Regions from separate parts of the Homo sapiens genome. Here region 1 is linked to region 2. Evidence: read pairs that join two places in POLR2A ChIA-PET (ENCODE). Cell type or tissue: GM12878. All regions are shown on one strand. Links, peaks and the distances in the headings refer to the core of each region. The heading gives the core; the rest is flanking DNA. Region 1 overlaps RAB33B (RAB33B, member RAS oncogene family). Region 2 overlaps SETD7 (SET domain containing 7, histone lysine methyltransferase).

Region 1 (4,343 bases), core at 1-4,000, 50 kb before region 2:
TGAGATTGAAAATGAAGCAAAGATAGGATGAATCTGAACATCTCTCCATCTAGAGCCCAATGAAGGAAGCTTCAAATGAGAACATGATGGAATCAGTAACCATTCAATCTTTTGTCCTAGGATTGGAAAAAAATGTTAAAGGTTTAGGACACACCTAATAGTATGTCCTTTGAATGGGAAGTGTTCTTAATAGGATAAAAACTGGTATTTGCCTCTCCCCAGAGTACTTTTTTTGTTTTTTCATAGAGACGGGGTCTTGCTATGTTGTCCAGGCTGGCCTTGAGCTCCTGGGCTCAAGCAATCCTCCCACCTCAGCCTCCCCAGTACTGGGACTGTAGGTACTCACCACTGCATCTGGCCTTTCTTTGTTTTATTAACATATTTAGTTTTGTTATTATTGGTATGTTTTAGAGCCAAGACTTTAGTTCCAGTGGGATAAGAAGGCATAGAATGTTTTCTGGTTCCCAGTCCATAAAGAATGACTTTTCCAAGAGTTCTAGATGTTTGATTTTCTAATTAATACTTATCAGATCTACAAAAATCATTATTATTTTAAAAGAGTTATTTGAGTTTCTTTCTTTCTTTTTTTTTTTTTTTTTTTTTGAGATGGAGTCTCGCTCTGTCTCCAGGCTGGAGTGCAGTGGCGTCATCTCGGCTCACTGCAACCTCCGCCTCCCAGGTTCAAGTGATTCTCCTGCCTCAGCCTCCCGAGTAGCTGGGATTACAGGCGTGCACTACCACACCCAGCTGATTTTTGTATTTTTAGTATAGATGGGGTTTCACCATGTTGGCCAGGATGGTCTCGATCTCTTGACCTCATGATCCACCCGCCTCAGCTTCCCAAAGTGCTGGGATTACAGGTGTGAGTCACTGCACCCAGCCGAGTTGCTTTCTTACTAAATCCTATTAAAATATGCAAAAATAAGTCAGATTTTAAGGCAAATAAAGTGACATAAGGTGCTTTATATTTTATTTTGGTATATTTAAACAGTGAAAAACTAACTGAAAGCACATGAAGAGTTGTAACTTGGGGGAAAATAGGTAAACATAGCTTCTAGCTAACACAGGAGACCTATTCTTAGCCTTTACTAATTTCAAGCAGTGTATCCCATATGGTATCTCTTGCTCTTCCTTCAACTCCAATAAATTTAATGACTAAATGCCAAGTTAACAAATCAACTTCCATTTGGATTGTAGGTGTGAAGGCACAACTCTAATTGCTATTAGTCTACATGTATTTCTGTAATAGTATTGTGTCATATCAATTTTTAAGATGTCTAAATTTTATGGTCACAAGTTATCCCTCCTCAGTATGAAAAATAAATTAGATATTGAAAAATGTCTAAACTTCAGTGATGGAAAGAATATTTCAAGAAGTTTTTTAACCTAAATACTTTTATTTTGAATTTAAGTCTTTGCACATAAAATATAGCAAGCTTACATATTAAACTATTTACGTAAATGGAATGTAAGCCATGACTTTAACTGAAGTGTTCACATTCACTAATTTTGATAGATTGCTGTCCTTAATAATTTTGGAGGAAATTAAGCCAAATGATTATTGTACTACAGTATTTTCAGAATATGGGAAATCAATTAAAAATGTAATCTAATCTAGTTTAAGATTTTTGTTTAATCATCATGGTGGTCCTACCTGGATAATTTAACTATAAAGACAAAGTAATTCTATTAAATGAACTAACTGAAAATAATAATTATAGGAAGTGATTATTCCATTTTAAGTATTAGAGCTCAAATTGGCTTTATTTGCATTTAGGGAGATCATGTTTTCTTAATCATGCTGGAATTTAAAAATTGTTTTACTTGTATCGAAATTAACCTTGATTTATAACTATTTTTGTAATAAAACAATGACAGCTGTAGTAACTATGATGGGTGTAACAACATTTTTTTAAAGAAGGGAATCTGTTTATCGCTTTTCAAAATATTTTCTAAAGTGGGGGAAGAAAGTTTATAGACTTTCCAAGCACATTTATGGTTTTTTATTACTATTATTATGGTTTTAAAAAGAGTAACTTTATTTCTTTTTGTAAGGAATTAAGTAATATCCTTTACAGTTCTGTGAAAGGACTTATTTTTTAACTGTAATATTTATTAGTTTTAAAATATTTGTATCTCATTTGTAACAATTTGTTTTAATTTTTTATATATATGTTTTTATTTTTAAAAAACATACCAGTTGAATGGGGTTAAAGCTTTCAATATCTTAAAATATTTATAAAACATTTCACTGTTGCAAAATCACTTCCAAAATGATAGCTATCTAACAACTAATTACTAATTTTTAAAGAACAAATCACACATTTAAAAAATCTGTAGAATTTATTTTAACTATGACCTTTAATTGAAAATAAATAATTAAAATATCAGACATGTTTTGGAAAAGTCTTAATTTGAGAACACCAAAGGAAACTACCCCAGAATCTAATGTAGTTCGCTATTAATAACAATGCATTATTGAAAGTATATTGCAAATACATGTTTCCTCATGAAATCTAAGTAATTTTGTTGTGGAATAGTGTCACTGTTACATTTCCCCCATGAAGTTCAATAAACCAGCTTAGCCACAAAGAAATTGTGTTTTATTTTCTTTGTTTGGTTACTGGGTAGAGTATAAAATAAAACAATCTTTTTTTCCTCCTGGTTTCCAGATAATATTATATATATGATACACTTTTGAAAACAACAAAAAGCCCCCAACCCATTGGACAATTATTTTCTTGTATACATTTGAGGTCAAAGAACACTTCAGGAAAAAAACTCAACAAAGTATTAAAATTAGCTGATAACACAGCTTTTGTATTTGTGTGTTTTAGTAATCCAGCTTGTTTTAGAATAGTTCAGTGCAAAAAGCAAATGGTGCAAGAGGAGTTGATGTGTATTTAGACGTAAAAGCATTTAACAGAATGAATAACTATAGAAAGTATGAGAAAAGAGAACGAACTACGTCTCAGGTATAAGATTGCAGTTACTGATTTAGACACCATAGGATTAGGGATGTGGGGGCCTCTGATGTTGATTCTGCTTCCCCTGGTCAGTTTATTTTACGTATAAGTTACCCTTGTGTTCAAACACAAAATTGACATTATTCATGAAGGACTGCTTTCTTAATCAGATATTAAGAAGTTCGTCATGTATTTTGGGAGCACGTTTGCTACAGCCTGTGTGGCAAGGGCGAATGCACTTGGTTTGTTGGAATAACCTGATTTATCAAACATTTATCAAGTATGGGTCATGTGTTCTCTATTTGTGTTAGTGGAGCTACATAGACACTGTCCTTGAAGAACTTACAAAATAGTATATGAACAAATAGGAATTCTACAATATACTGTGATCAGTGTAATCAAAGAAGCATATACAAAGGACAATGAGCACAGAATATGGAGTGGTCTTTTGACTTGGATATGGGAGCAGTAGATAATCAAAAAGCTTCACAATGAGTGGAAGCATTTATGCAGCATCTCAGGGTAAATGTGAGGCATTCTCCATGTAAAGGAGAGGGAAGAAAGTCATCCCAGGTGAATGCACTGCAGGGCTCAAGAGTGGAGTTGAATTTGGGGGGAATGACTGCTAGGTCAGTGTGAGTATGTGATAGAATGGAGATGTGGTCAGAACACGGAAATGAAGCTAGCAAGGTAGATTTTGGTTAAACTGCCAAGTTGCCATAAGCAGTGGGATTAGGACTGGCTTGGGTGCAGTATCTGAAACTCAGTCTGAACCAGCCTATAAGGGGGATTTTAATGTAAGGAGTCTGACTTGTCTCACTGGACTTGAAGACAAGGATGTGACTGGACTAAAAGAAGAGCTGGGATTGAGCACACAGTTTCCTAACTCTGGGTCCAGCTTCTCTGCACATCTGCATTTTCTCTTTCTTTTATAACTAGATTTTTCCATTTTTTAAGTTTAATTAGCAGAAAACATGGCCACTGAGTACTTCTGAACTTTTGGATGCTGCAGTCATTCAAAGAGAAATGAACTCTCAGTCTCAAGTTGAAATTTCCAGCATAGACTGTTAATTGGCCTGGCAAGATCCAGGTGTCCACCCAAGACCAATGGCCAAAAAAGATAAAATAAGCAATTTCCACATTTAGGGGAGAAGGTATTTTGGGGGAAGGGGAGCAAAAAAAGAAGATAGCCACACAAAAACATTTGAACTTTACTATTTAGGCAATGGGTAACTAATGAAAGCATTTTGCAAGGTAGTGAGACCGTTAGATTTATGCCATAAATTCCAGCGGCAATGGGAAGGGTGAGGGGATGAAGTCATGGTCAGTCAGCTTACTGAAATAGCCTAGAAGAAACAGCTTTAACTGGAGCACTGG
Region 2 (4,400 bases), core at 120-4,119:
AACAAAAATACCAGTATAGGTGCAGAGTTAGGGAAGAGCATTTATAACACTTCTCTCTATTCATGGGACAACGAAGAGTTAAAAAACCAAAAATCTTAATCAAGTTATACCAACTAGAATGAAGTTCTTCAATTTAAATGGATACATTTTAGATTTACGCTTCAGTTTTATTTTCAGGCCTTCATGAACAGCCATCAGATGCATCTCTTAACATTCCAATTCACTCTTGAATTTTCCTTATTAAAATGACTTAAAGGATGCTTGGGAATCAATAAAATGCTTTGTCATGAAATTCTGAGATCTCTTGGCTCAGATCAAATTGGATGATGGTTTTAAATTTTTCTGGTGGTTTTCTTCATTACAGATACAGTCTACAGAATCCAACAACTGAACACTGGCAGTTGTCTCCTTCACTAAGAATAAAATTCTGCCTCACCAGAATTAAGGAGAACAGCACTGCTTTTGATAAAGCATTAACAAAGTAATCTCCTTTCTATTACGGTAGTTCAGAAGCCAATTAGTAATTTACTCTAGAAATCAAGGCACACAACCACCCTAGAAGGAACACTGGCTCTCTGTGAAGGATTAGCTTTAGAGAATCCTCACAGACAGCACTAAAGATAGATGCTCTGAAGACTGATAGGTAAAGAAACAAGATTTAGAATCAGAGGGCTTACTCCTGCAAAACAAATGATTATATACACTGAGGGAAAACTCATAATCCCATTAAGCAATTCTTCAGTAGTTACTAATGGTTACTAGGTCCTCTTTCTGTTTGTTTGTGAGTGGCTTTTTTTGTACAACCAAAACCCCAATGAATACCTGAAACTAAAAGTCAGAAACCAATCCAAATCAGTCAGTGTCCGCACAGAAACGGACCATTTGAGTGTTTCAAAAAGAATTCAGTTCAGGGAATTGGTCATACAGGGGATGGAATGCTGACAAGCCAGATGGAGCCGTGAAGAGCCCAGACACTGGCAAGAGCAGGAAGCTGCCACTGGAGGCCGGAGGGACAGAGGGCACAGTGCTGCTCCTGGAGCTCTGGAGCTGGGGTAGTTGGAACTAGCCTGGGCCTTCCTCATGGGAGATGGAATCAGGAGGTGATGGGGCCACTGCTGGAGATGCTGGTTGACACAGAGAGGGCTTCTTCCTGCTGCCTTCTCCTGCTTTGTCCCCAGCCAGCCAGTGGCCTCCCTTTGGCCAAACTCAGACAGAAGTCAGACACACAGGAGCCTGAAAAATGCAGGCTGCAAGGGGCAGCAGCCTCTTGCAATAATAGCGGGCAGTGAAAGAATGATGAATGGATTGGATCTGAGAGCAAAGTGGTAACAGACCACCAAGCAATCCACGAAAAGCATTTAAACCACCCTCCCCCACTTTTTTTTTCTTTTGAGACAGTCTTGCTCTGTCACTCAGGCTGGAGAGCAATGGCGTGATCTCAGCTCACTGCAACCTCTGCCTCCCGGGTTCAAGCGATTCTCCTGCCTCAGCCTCCCAAGCAGCTGGGATTACAGGTGCCTGTCACCATGCCTGGCTAATTTTTGTATTTTCAGTAGAGATGGGGTTTCGCCCTGTTGGCCAGGCTGGTCTTGAACTCCTGACCTCTAGTGATCCACCTGGCTCAGCCTCCCAAAGTGCGGGTATTACAGGCGTGAGCTGCTGTGCCCAGCCGTCACTTTTTATAAATAACCAAAATTGTGTGTGGAATGTATGTTCTATTGAGTGGAAATTTTCCTATGAATTCCATCTAGCTCCTTAGACTAAAATTTTTATGACAAATTTACTGAGTGCCAGCTACATGTACAACACTAGGGACTGTGTAGATACAATAAGGATTAACTTCTGTTGCTGCTTTCAGGGAGTGCACACTATCTCTTCCAATGCCTACTGTCTCTTCTTCTGCTGCCTTAGACATGCCCAGGCTGCAGGCACATCCTTTACTTTTACAGATTTTACACATCCTTTACTTTCCCTCCTTTCCTCTATAGTATGCTATGCCCTTTGACTAGAATTCATTTATTCAATGGACAAACATTCATTATAAAAAGTGAGTTAAGCCTTAAAGATGGAGTAGGAATTAGCCAAGGAAAGCAGTTACTATGTGGAGTAGGGCTGATCAGGTGAGAAGCAGTGGCATAGGTGAGAAACTCCACAGGAAGTAAGTAGAGAATTAGAAGTAGTTTGTGGTTACAAAAGCACACAGAGAAATGGAGAAGCTGGTGAGGCGACAGGTCAAGGAGTGTTTTATGTGAGATATTTGCATTAATTTCTCTCCTTCCCCAACCATTGGACGCTACAGTCACAGGACCCTGTACCCCCTAACCCACTGGCCAGTCAGCAGGTCAATAATTATAACTGGAAGGGGCAGAGGAGAGATACAAACATGGCAGAACATTAGACTAAAGATCGGTCTATAGGATCTTCAGAGTGCCAGAGCAGCCATGGTTCCTGGCCCTTTTGAGGCTCAAACTATTCAACATTTCAAAACACCTGAGGTCTGCAGGAATCTTGCCAATAAATCCCCCCTTTCTTTTCTGCGTTAAGTTAATTTGAAGTGAATGTTTATTTGCAACCAGAAGGTTTTTGTTGTTGTTGTTTGTTTTTGTTTGTTTGTTTGTTTGTTTTGAGACAGAGTCTCTGTGTCACCCAGGCTGGAATGCAGTGGTGCTATCTTGGCTCACTGCAACCTCCACTTCCCAGGTTCAAGCGGTTCTTGTGCCTCAGCCTCCTGAGTAGCTGGGACTGTAGGCACACTCTACCACACCCAGCTAAAGCAACCAGAAATTCTAAAAAAATAATAATTCCCTTTAGAATTCTCACTCTCAACAATTTTTTTTTTTTTTTTAAAGACAGGGTCTCACTCCTGTCGCCCAGACTGGAGTGCAGTGCACTCAGCTCACTGCAGCCCTGACTTCCTGAGCTCACGTGATCCTCCCACCTCAGTCTCCCAAGTAGCTGAGATTACAGACACATGCCACTATGCCCAGCTAATTTTTTTTTTTTTTTTTTGTATTTTTTAGGAGAGACAGGATCTTACCATGCTGCCTAGGCTGATCTTGAACTTCTGGGCTCAAGTGATCCACCTGGCTTAGCCTCCCAAAGTGCTAGGATTACAGCTGTGAGCCACCAGCCCTGGCCTACTGTTTCTTATTTATAGCAAGAAGAATGTAATAACAACTTTCATTACAGTGTTTTATGGTAGGTGCTAATATCCACATTTGGTAATGAGGAAACAGGTTCTGAAAAAATAAATAACTTGCCCAAGGATAATATAGTAAATGTTAGAGCTAGGTCTCAAATTAGGTGATTCTTAAGTTTAGGCACCTGCCACTAAAAATGCTGCTACTTCTGAAGTTTTAAAACTGGCATCACCAATTGGGATCCTCCCTTGTTTCGAGCCTCCTCATTTCTAAATATTATAACACTGTCTCCTTTCAGAACATAGATCAAGGGCATAGATATCACAGTTTGTAGTTCAAAGATTACTGCTTCCTTTTTTTAAAAAAATAAACTTTTCATTTTGGAGTAATTTCAAATATACGACATGCATCACTTAATGAAGGGGATACATTTTGAGAAATGTGTCATGAGGTGAGTTGGTCATTATGCAAACATCAGAGAGTGTACTCACACAAACCTAGATGGTATAGCCAACTACACACCTAGGCTATTAATAAATGGTACAGCCTATTGCCCCTAGGCTCCAAACCTGTACAGCTTGTTACTATAGGGAATACCATAGACAACAGTAACCTAATGGGAAGGATTTGTGTATCTAAACATATCTATACACAGAAAAGATGCAGTAAAAATATGATATAATCTTAGCTGGGTGCAGTAGTTTATGTCTGTAATCCCAGCACTATGAGAGTCCGAGGCAGGAAGATTGCTTGAGGCCAGGAGTTTGAGACCAGCCTGAGCAATACAGCAAGACCCTGTTTCTACAAAAAAATTTAAAAATATTTAGCTGGGCATTGTGGTGCATGCCTGTAGTCTTAGCTACTGGGGAGGCTGAGGCAGGAGGATTGCTTGAGCTCAGGAGCTCAAGGCTGCAGTGGGCTATGATAACACCAGTCCACTCCAGTCTGGGCAACAGAGTGAAATCCTGTCCCTTAAAAAATAAAATGAAATAAAAACAAAAATATGGCATAATCTTATGGTACCACAGTTGTTATGGGCCCATGACTGTATACAGAAAAGTCGCAAAGAAAGCACAGAGCATCCTCACTGTTTCTCCTAATGTTAACTTCTTACAGTGCATGGTACATTTGTCAAAATTAAGAAACCAACACAGATACATTACTATGTACAAAACTCTAGACTTTATTTAGATTTCACCAGTTTTTCCACTAATGTCCTTTTTCTCTTCCAGGATCCAATCCAGAATCCCACATTGCATT

What was found. Peaks named below come from ENCODE experiments on the same cell type or tissue, not always from the same donor. Only the 100,000 strongest peaks of a DNase experiment are listed, where the experiment ranks them.
Region 1: POLR2A ChIA-PET joins it to region 2 with 7 read pairs; 5 of 35 experiments call an interaction of 5 or more read pairs at or near these places.

Annotation. Positions count from the first base shown.
Region 1 is chr4:139,473,321-139,477,663 of GRCh38, forward strand. RAB33B (RAB33B, member RAS oncogene family) reads left to right here. Exons shown (of 2, transcript NM_031296.3): 2 at 1-3,289. Among named protein-coding and RNA genes, the nearest start is that of RAB33B, 21 kb to the left of the region's middle. In GM12878, for the core only: no CTCF peak of the experiment used is centred there; no DNase peak of the experiment used is centred there.
Region 2 is chr4:139,523,446-139,527,845 of GRCh38, forward strand. The region is part of intron 4 of SETD7 (SET domain containing 7, histone lysine methyltransferase); the gene reads right to left. Among named protein-coding and RNA genes, the nearest start is that of SETD7, 31 kb to the right of the region's middle. In GM12878, for the core only: no CTCF peak of the experiment used is centred there; DNase peaks (open chromatin) are centred at 866 and 2,176; H3K27ac peaks cover 684 bases.